3 separate regions of the Homo sapiens genome follow, and all the other regions are linked to region 3. A link is a contact called in ENCODE Hi-C or POLR2A ChIA-PET data. All regions are on one chromosome and are shown on one strand. Each heading gives the region's core, a stretch centred on a gene start or an enhancer-like site at or near the end of the contact. The rest is flanking DNA. Distances are from core to core; before and after follow the strand shown.

Region 1 (3,468 bases), core at 456-2,955, 97 kb before region 3:
AAACATTTCCTGACCTGCTTTCCTTGATCAACATTTTTCATTATCAACAATTTCGTTTCAAAAGAGGGTACAAGCTGCTTAGGCGCAAGTGTGCGATTTTTTTTTTTTAAGAGATAGATCTCACTCCACTGTCCAGGCTGGAGTGCAGTGGTGCCATCATTAGCTCACTGTAACCTCAAACTCATGCTCAAGTGCTTCTCCAGCCTCAGCCTCCCAAGTAGCTGAAACTACAGGCATGCGCTACCATGCCTGGCTAATTTTTAATTTTTTTGTAGAAACAGCGTGTCACTATGTTGCTCAGGGCTGGTCTGAATTTCTGGCTTCAAGCAATCCTCCTGCCTCACCCTCTCAAAGCATTGAGATTACCCACACTGCAGCTGGGTGCATGAATCTTAACATGGAGGAAGCAGCCCAGCAATAGTGGTTACACATATGATCTTAGGAAGTGAAGAGATCTGGTTTAAATTTCAGTTCTGCTACTCACTAGGTTTACACGACCATCAGCAAATTACTTAATTTGTCTAATTCTCAGTTACATCATTGGTAAAACAAGGATAATAAATCCTTTACGTCAGAGGGGCATGTTAAGAATGAAATAAAATAATGTATAGAAAGCACTTAGCACAGAGCCAGGCACTTAAGTAGGAGCATGATGCACAGCAGCTATTCCTAGTTATAAATTACTTATATTGTAGGATAAAATTATCTACTGACACCTGTTGTCTTTAACTAACCTTTCTTCAACTATTAAAATAGCTTTTAGAGTAATGGTTCCAAGCACAGACTACAGTCAGACTGTCTGGGTTATAACCCAGGTCTGCTACGGACTAGCTATGTGGCCTCTAACCAAAGGAGGTTCCATGTTTGTAGAATGAAGGTGTGATGATAGCAACTACACCACATAAGGTATCATGAAGATTAAATGCACCCACATAGGTAAAAGCACCTAAAAAAAAGTGCATGGAAAACAGCAATTTCTCTTGGAATTTCAGAATTTTCAAGAAGCCATTTACTGCAATATTTCTTTAGTTGCAATTCAATACAATTCAATTCAATTCAATACATTTCAGTTGTATTGAATGGAAATACAATCATAGTGAAATCTTACTCAAGAATACTTTTGGTTTTTAATAAAGACAGTGGAATCCACTTGAATGGAAAAATGTATTCTTTATGACTCAGTATTTTCTTTTTCTCTGTAATTATGTGTCACTTTTTAGAGGTCTTACTGTCTTAATCTAATTATGCTTTGTGATAAATATTAGTAAAACAGACATTAGAATGGTAAATGCATAGGATGGCAGTTGAATATGTGCAGCTGTATTTCTTCAAGTCTGTTTGTCATATAAAAACAATTTCTAACCAATTACGTTTCAATTAGTTCCAGTCTGTTAAAAAATATTGAAAAACAAATTATTTTGCCCCAATTTAGGGATTTATCGATTTCCGCCACCTCTTTAAGTCCAGCAGGAAAGGAGGCAGATGCAGATTGCCATGTAGATTGAAATATTTGCCAACCAGGTTAGGAAGCTCGGATTGACAGTTATTGCTGGCCCAGCATCAGAGACATGGCTACCTTGCGGCAGCTCAAGTGTGAAAGTTCACTCCTTAGTTTGGCTTGGTTTAAAATAACGCCACCCTTCTCTTTTCAAAATAGCTTATTCTAGTCTCATGGGGCCTTTGCAGAACTGAAAGAGACTTGTACTTCCCCAGTAACAAGCGGGGAAGATGACTACCAGAGAGCTCTAAAAAATGTAGTTTTTCTGTTTTGGCCATCAAAAGAATGTCTCTTTGCATGCTCCCAGCATTTTTTTTTTTTTTAAGTTTCTGAGCTGTGACTTACTCGCAGGTAAAAACATAAGGGAATGAGAATCTCCACATTCTCTAAAGAAAGTTTAAAAGAATACTTGAACTGCCTCCAAAATGCCTCGTACAAATGAAGAGCGACTGTACTTGAGGAGCTTCAGGTCAAGGAGATCACCACCTTCGAAGGGATTCAGAAAAAGATGGCAAATAAAACCAGTGGGACTTGGGACTAAAACTTCTGCAACTATGAGTAACATTCAAATAAAGAGTTTTTAAAATTAAATTCCTTTTGAGATGATACAACAGCAACGGTTTTACTGAATTATGTTTTCATAAACATCACCCAGGAGAGGTAAACATGGTTTACTGTGTATCTAATGAATAAAAACATTTTGGTTAACAGGCCTATTTAATTATAATTTAGCATAAGGACCATACGCTAGTGAAAGAATACAATAAAAGGAATATAATGAATAAATGAGGTGGGTATTACCAAGATAACAAGGAAAAACCCTCCAGAAAAACTCAGCAATTAATCCTCTTATTAAATGAAAAGCCTTAACGAATAAGGTGAGGTTTGGGAAATAAAGATGATGTCTCTTAAGAGTGAGACTCTATTACTTTGTTGTTGTTGTTGTGGAAAAGAGAACAGATGTCACCGCTTTTCTACTCTACAGAAAAGGGTTTCCTGAGTCAGAAATTGGTGATATTCAAGGAGATAGAGTAAGATCCTGTTACAATATTGTTCCAACAACTTCACAGGCATATAGCAATAACACAGTCATCTTATCCCTGCACTTTGAATGGCTGCCTTGGTGTCACAGTGGTTGGCATCAGAACTGTGAGTGTTTTAACTAAACACTAAGCTACTCTTTGGGGTACATAAACAACTACACAGATTTAACTCAAGTTCTCAAGAGCTAGAATAGGAAAACACTTCCAGAGCTCCTAATTCATACCTGGAAGCCCATCAACAAAAAGGGAGAAGAGGTTTTACAATAGCCAGAGAATGCCTAGTCATTGAAATTACTTTCGCCGATATTCAACATGAAGCTCTCGGCCCAGAAGACCTCATGGGGCAAAAAACCAACTTCCCAAGGTTTACTAATTAACTTTTGTAATCTTTTAGAATGGTTGGCTCTAAATTGATTTTATTCTATTTGATGTGATAGTTTTGCAAAGCAAATAGATTTATATATGCTTTTAGCTTCATACTTTATGTTAGCTTGCTTTCCTATCTGTTTAACAGGGTACAGACTCGGCTTTCGGTGTGACTAGCAAAATTGGATTCGTGCTAAAAATATAAACCAGATTGATGTCTGCAATTCTTGCAACCGCTCTATGTAGTTCTCATAGTGGAAACACTGGTCTTACAACTTGAGAAGCCATTTTAATGGCCTATAATGAACTGAACAGACTGATTTCTGCCATTAGACCAGTTAAGCAGTGGGCATTTGCCTTGCAAGGTAATCTAAGCATTTGGCAGGCATTTTAAAGCTGCTTTATTGTGTTTCTGTGGCTGATGTTTAGCAGGCTTAAACAACATGGGAGCTCAAAACATTAAGTGATTTTTAATAGAGATAGTACCTAATTTAGAACACAATTATAAGCAGCTATAGAATAGATTTCATGAGAACAAGGCTATGTGGGATGGATGCCCGA
Region 2 (3,266 bases), core at 467-2,966, 110 kb before region 3:
ATTTTTATACAACTGATTCATACTGCCTGTTAGTATACATCAATTTGTCAATTTCAACACACCCCATCTCTTTTTGACTCTGCCAATTCCACACATTTCACCTTCCACTGCATTTCAGTGCTTTGATCCCATTAAGTAACATATTGCAATTTAGTGGAATACTTACTTCATCTTTAAATACCTTTCCATGTTCTTCACACCCAGGTAAGCTCTGTATAAATTCTGACACCTGTCAAAAGCAATATCAAAATTCCCAGTTAAAAAACACAGTCAGAATCTAAATGCTACAGGTTCAAAACATTTAACCCATATGCATTAGTTATTTCTCTCACAATAATTTCTTCTCTTTCAGAAAAAAAAAGACTAAACGCTACCTACGCTCAATGTTCCACACCTCTTAAGCCAGTAATCCTGTATCTGGTGTCGGGCAGCAAAGAAAATAAAATATACCTCGTCTGTGCTCCATTTGGAAACTTTACTGGCAGGGATTCCTGCGACAGTTGGAAGAAGTTTGCTTTGCTGCTCCCAGCGCAAGGGCAGACATGGAATTGGGGACTTAAAGGACAGAAAGACAGCTGACCGACGCTGTGCCTGCTGGACGGTGGGTTCTTCCCGGGCACCTGGTCAATGAAAACAAATGGGAAATCACTCTCTGAAAGCAGCAAGAAAGCCCCAAATGCCGTGCATCTCCCAGATAACGAGACTGGAGGTGGGAGTGGTTAAAGCATTGGTTCCTTTCAGCATTATACTATTGAATAGGCTCTTCTTTGTCTTTACTGAAGGTCACTATAAAAAACAACCTGTAAATTCAACTGATATCATTTGCTACAGCACTCATTACTAAAGACATGCTTCATTATGTTGTTCAACGTTGTCTCTTTAATGCTTCAGATAAGAAACGTGCCTCAAAGTTTTAATGGGAAGGAAAGTTAGTCTTATTCTAGGAAGTTGTTTATTTGCTCCCCTTTCTGCTTTGGATGTTGTAAAGGTAACAGCCAAGTTGCATCTCACGTCTAACACCTGTGCTTACCATGTATTCACAGTTGGCATACTTTCTCTCTCCTTTTGTCTCAGGGCTTGGTTTGGTTTTTTAACTTCTTATTTACTAATCATACTGATTTTTTAAATAGCCAATTCAATTTTTTGACAGGGATATGAAATTATTGCAATAAAAATAAAACAGCAGAAATGCAAATGTTTTTGTAATTTTTTACTTGTTCAGATCAAAATTAAAACTACTAAATATTCTTACTGTAGCCTGGGCAACAAGACAAGGTCCCATCTCTTGAAAGAAAAAAAAAAACCCTACTGAATATTCTATTTATGTTAGAGCTTCTGAACCCAAAGCTAGTTTTATGGCTGCTTTCCTAAAACGGCCATTCTCTAGCAAAGGATTTTTGTCCTCTGGACGCTTGACTTAGAGCTGTCAATCGTCGTCTCCTTATGGTCCTTTAGAACAGAAACCTTTTCTGAAAACTCTGTATTCAAAGCACCTCAGAAGAAAGGCACCTCCCATACATTTCCTCTCTGCTCACACACCAGCTCAGTTACAAGGACACCTCAATTCTATCACAAAGCCTTGCTTTTATATCTCTAAGATCTACAGAAAGACACAGAAATCACTAAGTGTAAAGTTCACTGAATTTTCACAAAGTGAACACACCCATGTAACCAACACCCTGACTGAAAACAAAACGTGGCCAGCACACCCTTCCAATCGCACCTCATCTGTCAAGGGTGACCACTTCCTTGACTACTAACACCATAGATTCATTTACCCTTTTTTGAATTGTATTTAAAATGGAAACTTGGGTATCTGGCTTCTTTCTCTAAACAGCATGTTTCTGAGATTCATCCACATTGTTGTGAGTAGTAGAAGTTACCTTCTCTTTCTTGTATGGTTTTTGTGGCTGTGAATACTCTATAATTTATTTGGAGATCATGAACAATGAGCATCTGAGTTGTTTTTAATTTGGTGCTATTACAAACAGTGCTATTACAAACATTCTTGTACAGATTATTTTGTCAGAGGCGTTTGAACCAGAGCAACTCCATCTTGAGCAGGAGCTGGGTAAAATGAGGCTGATACCTACTGGGTCTGAGACAACTGCATTCCCAGATGGTTAAGGCATTCTAAGTCACAGGATGAGCTAGGAGATGTGGACAAGATACAGGTCATAAAGACCTTGCTGATAAAACAGACTGCAGTAAAGAAGCCAGACAAAACCCACCAAAACCAAGTGACCTCTGGTCGTCCTCACTGCTACACTCTCACCAGCGCCAGGACAGTTTACAATTGTCATGTCAACATCAGGAAGTTACCCTATACAGTCTAAAAAGGGGAGGCACAAATAATCCACCCCCTGTTTAGCATATCATCAAGAAATAACCACAAAAATGGGCAACCATTTGGAGTAGTCATTCTTTATTCCTTTCCTTTCCTAATACACTTTTGCATCCTCACTTCACTCTCTGGACTTGCCCCAAATTCTTTCTTGCGCGAGACCCAAGAATCCTCTCCTGGGGTCTGGACTGCGACCCTTTCCTGGTAACAATTTCTTGAATGTACGTATGTGTTTCCATTGCACATATACCAAAGAGTGAAACTCTGAGGTCGCAGCATGTGTGTACATTAAGCTTTGGTAAATCCTGTCAGCTTTCCAAAACAACTGCAGAATACCTACCAACAGCATATGACAGTTCCAATTGCTTCACCTCCACACCAATGCTTGGTATTGTCTATCTTTTTCTTTTTAACCGTTTAGTGGGTGTATAGTGGTATCACATTATGGTTACAAATGCATTCCATGATTAATGATAATCTTTCCCTATGTTTATTGTCCACATAGAGAGGCTCTTTTGTAAAGGGCTTATTTCTACTAGACAAATTTCCAATAGATAAATTTGGTTAAGAAATGACTTCTTTACAATATTGAGTCTTCCAATCCATGAAGAAGCTAAATCCCTCAATTTCTTTGGCTCTTCTTTAATATCTCTCATTAATATTTTGTCATTTTCAGGTAGAGATCTTGCACATCTTTTGTTAAATTTATTCCTATGTATCAGATGTTTCCTGAGGCTGTTATAAGTGGTAAATTTTTAAAAAATTTATTTCTTATTGTTCTGTTACAGTTTTCTAATAAGTTTATTCTTAAACTAGCCTAATCCAAAATTTGAATTGCTCTGAATGCTAGAAAGTCACTATGCTGAGTCAAAAATCTATTTTACTGGAGTTGACACCCACTGGTTCTGGTACTACCTCATTG
Region 3 (3,232 bases), core at 548-3,047:
CCCTCCTCCCCTTCCAGGGCTCTCAAGTTTTTCTCCCCGCCCGGCGGCCCCCACACTCCACCAGCTCGCGGGGCGCGCGGCGGATGCCTCGGCTCCTGCGCTTCCCGATCCCCACCCCCGCCGGCCTCTACTTCCCCCCGCCCCGCCGCCGCGGCGCGAGGACGGCCCGCGGGGCCCAGGACGCGAGTGTGCAAAGCCCATTATTCCGGAACCGCACACACACGCGGCGCGAGGCGGGCGGTGGCCCCGGCGCCGGCCCCGGCCCCGACCCCTCTTTTCCTCCCCAGAATAAGGCAGGCGTAAACAAGTTGCAGGAAAAGCAGCCCCGCGCCGCCCCCACCCTCCCCCCACAAGCCCGCCGCCCCGGCGCGGCCGCCGCCGCCGCGACCGCCGCCGCCGCCTCCCGACACACGCCCGCGCCCGCGCCCGCACCCGGGCCGGCGCGGCGCGGCACGGCGCGGGGCGAACGCCGCGACGGCGCGGGCTCCCGGCCCGGCCCGCGGCCCGCGCCCTCTCCCGCGCGGACGGCCGCCGCGGGCCCGCGCCGCCTCGCTTCCCAAAGCACTTTCCTGCCTCGGGCAGAAATAAACCGGAGGGTTTATTTTTGTGCAACTTTCCCAAAATGGCGGAAATTGGAGCTGATCTATATGAAATTCTCACACACTCGGTTGGGAAGAGGGAGGCGGCGAGGAAGCCACGCAAACTCTCGGCCGCCGAGCCCCGCCGCGGGTCCGTGTGTGTGCGTGCGTGTGAGTGTGCGTGTGCGCGGTGGGAGTCGGGCAGGCCTTTCCGCCGCGCACACACACAGCACACGCCGGGGAGACGCGCCTGCACATTCAACCAGTCCATTCTCCGCAGCCCGAAAGGGGAGAAAGTGGCCCGGCCTCTTTTCCCACTGCCTCGGTCTCCCGTACTTGTACTTCTCGCGCTCGCCCGCCCGCTCGCTCGCTCTCCGGTGCGCGCCCGGCACAAAGGCCACACGGGCGGAGGGGGCCGCAGGGGCGGCGCGCGGGGCTCGCGCCTCCCGCCGCACCGATCCGCGGCCCCGGCCGCCCCCGCGCCCCCCGCCGGCGCCCCCCGCCTCGGCGGCCGCGCTCGCCGCCTGGGCTGCGGCTCCGCGGCGCCCACCCGGACACGCACCCCGGTGGAGCCCGGCGCCGCCGCGCTCCCCCACCCCGCGCCCGGTGTCACGAAAGCGACCAAAGTGACAAGCTCGGGGGGCGCGGGGGAGGGGGCCACACGCATCCCGCCGCCTGCGCGCCAGCCTGAGCCCAACGCGGCCGCCTCGCCCCGGCTCCCTTCCGCACGGCCCCCCACACCCTTCCCCGTGTGCGCGCAAAGAAAAAAATACAAGTCTCTCCTCCCCCCATTTTTTCCTTTCTCTTTTCTCTCTCTTTTGTTCCTCTTTCACACTCGCACTCACTACTTCAGAGTGAGATGCCCAGAGACTCCCCCTCCAGCCGTTTCCGAGTCACTTGCCCACTTTTTTCCCCGGGATTAAGTTTTCTCCTCTTTCCCAGAGGCGCAGAGAAGTGGGGGAGAAACCCCTTCTGTCCCTCCCCTCCCCTGATCTGTTTCACAAGACGAGGGTGCGCTTCCTTCCCTCTATAGGGCTCTTAACTTTCATCCTCACCCAGAAAAATAAATGAATGGCTTTTGCACGGACAAATCTTCAGATTAATTAGAGATTAGATCCGATCAACCGCTTCTTACCCCCAAATTTTCTCTTTTTTTTTTCTCCGTCTCACGAGTAGTCCTGACAAATGGTCCAGGGCTGCGGGCGCAATGCGCATGTGCGCGTAGAGTCAGGGCTGGGGAGAGGGGAAACTGCGCTGGTGCCGGTGCCGCCGCCGCCGCCGCCGCTGCCGGGGAGGCTCGCTCTGGCTTCCCTGTTACTGCTGCTGCGCCTTCGCCGCTGGAAAGCAGCAATAAAGCCGGGTGGCAAATGCAGCTGCCCGCAGATCCTGTTTCAGGTGCATCTTTTCAATAGCCCGGTCACCGCCTCAGAGCTGGTTCAAGAACAGTCCAAACAAATAGGAAACACTGCTAAGGTTCCAGATTTCTTTGTCTATTTTTCACTTTACTTTTTTTAAAGGCAATTCTCAGAGCAGCGAATCCACCATGTGCTGTGAAATGTATGCATTCAGCCATTAAAGAGTGGGCCTTAGTCTTGCACAAACACTGCCCAAAGGCTAAATACATGCTACAGGTCATGAAAAGTAACAAAGTTGTAAGCTTTGGGAGAGTACAATCTCCCTCTCTTTGATGGCTGGAACAATGCATAATAAAGAAAGTGTGCATATAAAACTTGTGCCTTCTTTCCGCTTCCTAAGTGCGGATCTTTATTGACAGCTCCAACATGTTAGGCCTCTGTCGAGTAATAGGCTGAGATTCCTACAGTAACTTAGAACACTGTGAAAGTCCCTTGGCAATAAGCAGGTCCAGGACTACCCTCTTAAGGTATTCAGTCAAGATGGCTGAGCGGTCCTAAATGGCAAAACCTGTCTTTGTTAAAGCGTCAAAACTAGATCAAGAGAGTATTACATTTCAGTATTGACAGCTTTCGGCGCATTGACTGCGGGCCGCCGTTTGGACAGCTTCACTGGTCTTTTCCACTTAATAGGAGTACTTACAAAATAATTCGAGTAATTAAAGTTTTGATAAACATTTTGATGTCAATAGCAGAGTTTGCTGTGTGAAAAAAAAAAGCATGTGTGATTTTAGGAATGAGGGAAGCATGTCTTAGATTTTGCGGGGGGGGGGAGGTAAAAGGAAGTTCCCATCCCCAGAGTAGACTATTTTGCATCTAATAAAGGGTAAAGGAGGCCCTTTTCTGAAACTGCTGCCTGAGGCCTAGAATTTAAATATATCACAGATGGAAGTTCTATATTAAAAATCCTTCTCCAGTGTAGGGAATATTATTCTTGATTGAATTTTTTCACTTAAGGAATGTTTCTTGAACCAGTTTCAGAACATAAACTCTTAAATTCTTTCCTTAGGACCATGAAATTACCCTATAGAAGCAGACCACCCGATATATCTAATGTTGGTGTAGTGACCAAATTCTCCAAACCAAAAATCAGGCCATATGCCTTAACATGTACTCCAGAACAAACGGACAAATCCTGTGAAGCTGAAATGAACTTATAAAATGCTTCATACGTTGAACAGCCGTTGGCTGAGGGGTGTGAAGTAGAGAAGGCTGGGTAGTGAGAGCTGTAGATGATCTCAA

Evidence for each region. A loop is a pair of places that touch in the nucleus more often than their neighbours do. ChIA-PET counts read pairs that join two places held with the same protein, here RNA polymerase II (POLR2A). Pooled maps may share reads with other maps.
Region 1: a map of B cell shows a loop between it and region 3 (2.8-fold over the local background). The contact joins the enhancer-like site here to the promoter of L3MBTL3 in region 3. A Hi-C loop is called at or near these places in 1 of 168 maps with a recorded cell type or tissue (B cell), 1 of 37 single-sample maps with no recorded cell type and 2 of 50 pooled maps. POLR2A ChIA-PET finds 5 or more read pairs at or near these places in 3 of 52 experiments (GM12878, OCI-LY7 and activated CD4-positive, alpha-beta T cell).
Region 2: a map of CD8-positive, alpha-beta T cell shows a loop between it and region 3 (2.1-fold over the local background). The contact joins the enhancer-like site here to the promoter of L3MBTL3 in region 3. A Hi-C loop is called at or near these places in 5 of 168 maps with a recorded cell type or tissue (CD4-positive, alpha-beta T cell, CD4-positive, alpha-beta memory T cell, CD8-positive, alpha-beta T cell and 1 more) and 11 of 50 pooled maps. POLR2A ChIA-PET finds 5 or more read pairs at or near these places in 2 of 52 experiments (activated CD8-positive, alpha-beta T cell and activated T-cell).

The regions. Positions count from the first base shown.
Region 1 is chr6:130,113,393-130,116,860 of GRCh38, reverse strand. The region is part of intron 19 of L3MBTL3 (L3MBTL histone methyl-lysine binding protein 3); the gene reads right to left. Among named protein-coding and RNA genes, the nearest start is that of L3MBTL3, 97 kb to the right of the region's middle. RefSeq lists an enhancer at 1,835-1,964. Within about 2 kb of position 1,705, at least 3 of the 41 ENCODE cell types and tissues checked have a DNase peak (open chromatin) inside an H3K27ac peak, as active enhancers do; they include B cell, GM12878 and OCI-LY7, where a contact is called at or near this core.
Region 2 is chr6:130,130,806-130,134,071 of GRCh38, reverse strand. L3MBTL3 (L3MBTL histone methyl-lysine binding protein 3) reads right to left here. Exons shown (of 23, transcript NM_032438.4): 21 at 451-620; 22 at 167-229. Among named protein-coding and RNA genes, the nearest start is that of SAMD3, 91 kb to the left of the region's middle. Within about 2 kb of position 1,716, at least 5 of the 41 ENCODE cell types and tissues checked have a DNase peak (open chromatin) inside an H3K27ac peak, as active enhancers do; they include CD4-positive, alpha-beta T cell and CD8-positive, alpha-beta T cell, where a contact is called at or near this core.
Region 3 is chr6:130,017,146-130,020,377 of GRCh38, reverse strand. It overlaps L3MBTL3 (L3MBTL histone methyl-lysine binding protein 3), which reads right to left and starts at 1,797. Exons shown (of 23, transcript NM_032438.4): 1 at 1,714-1,797. RefSeq lists silencers at 1-237, 1,188-1,317.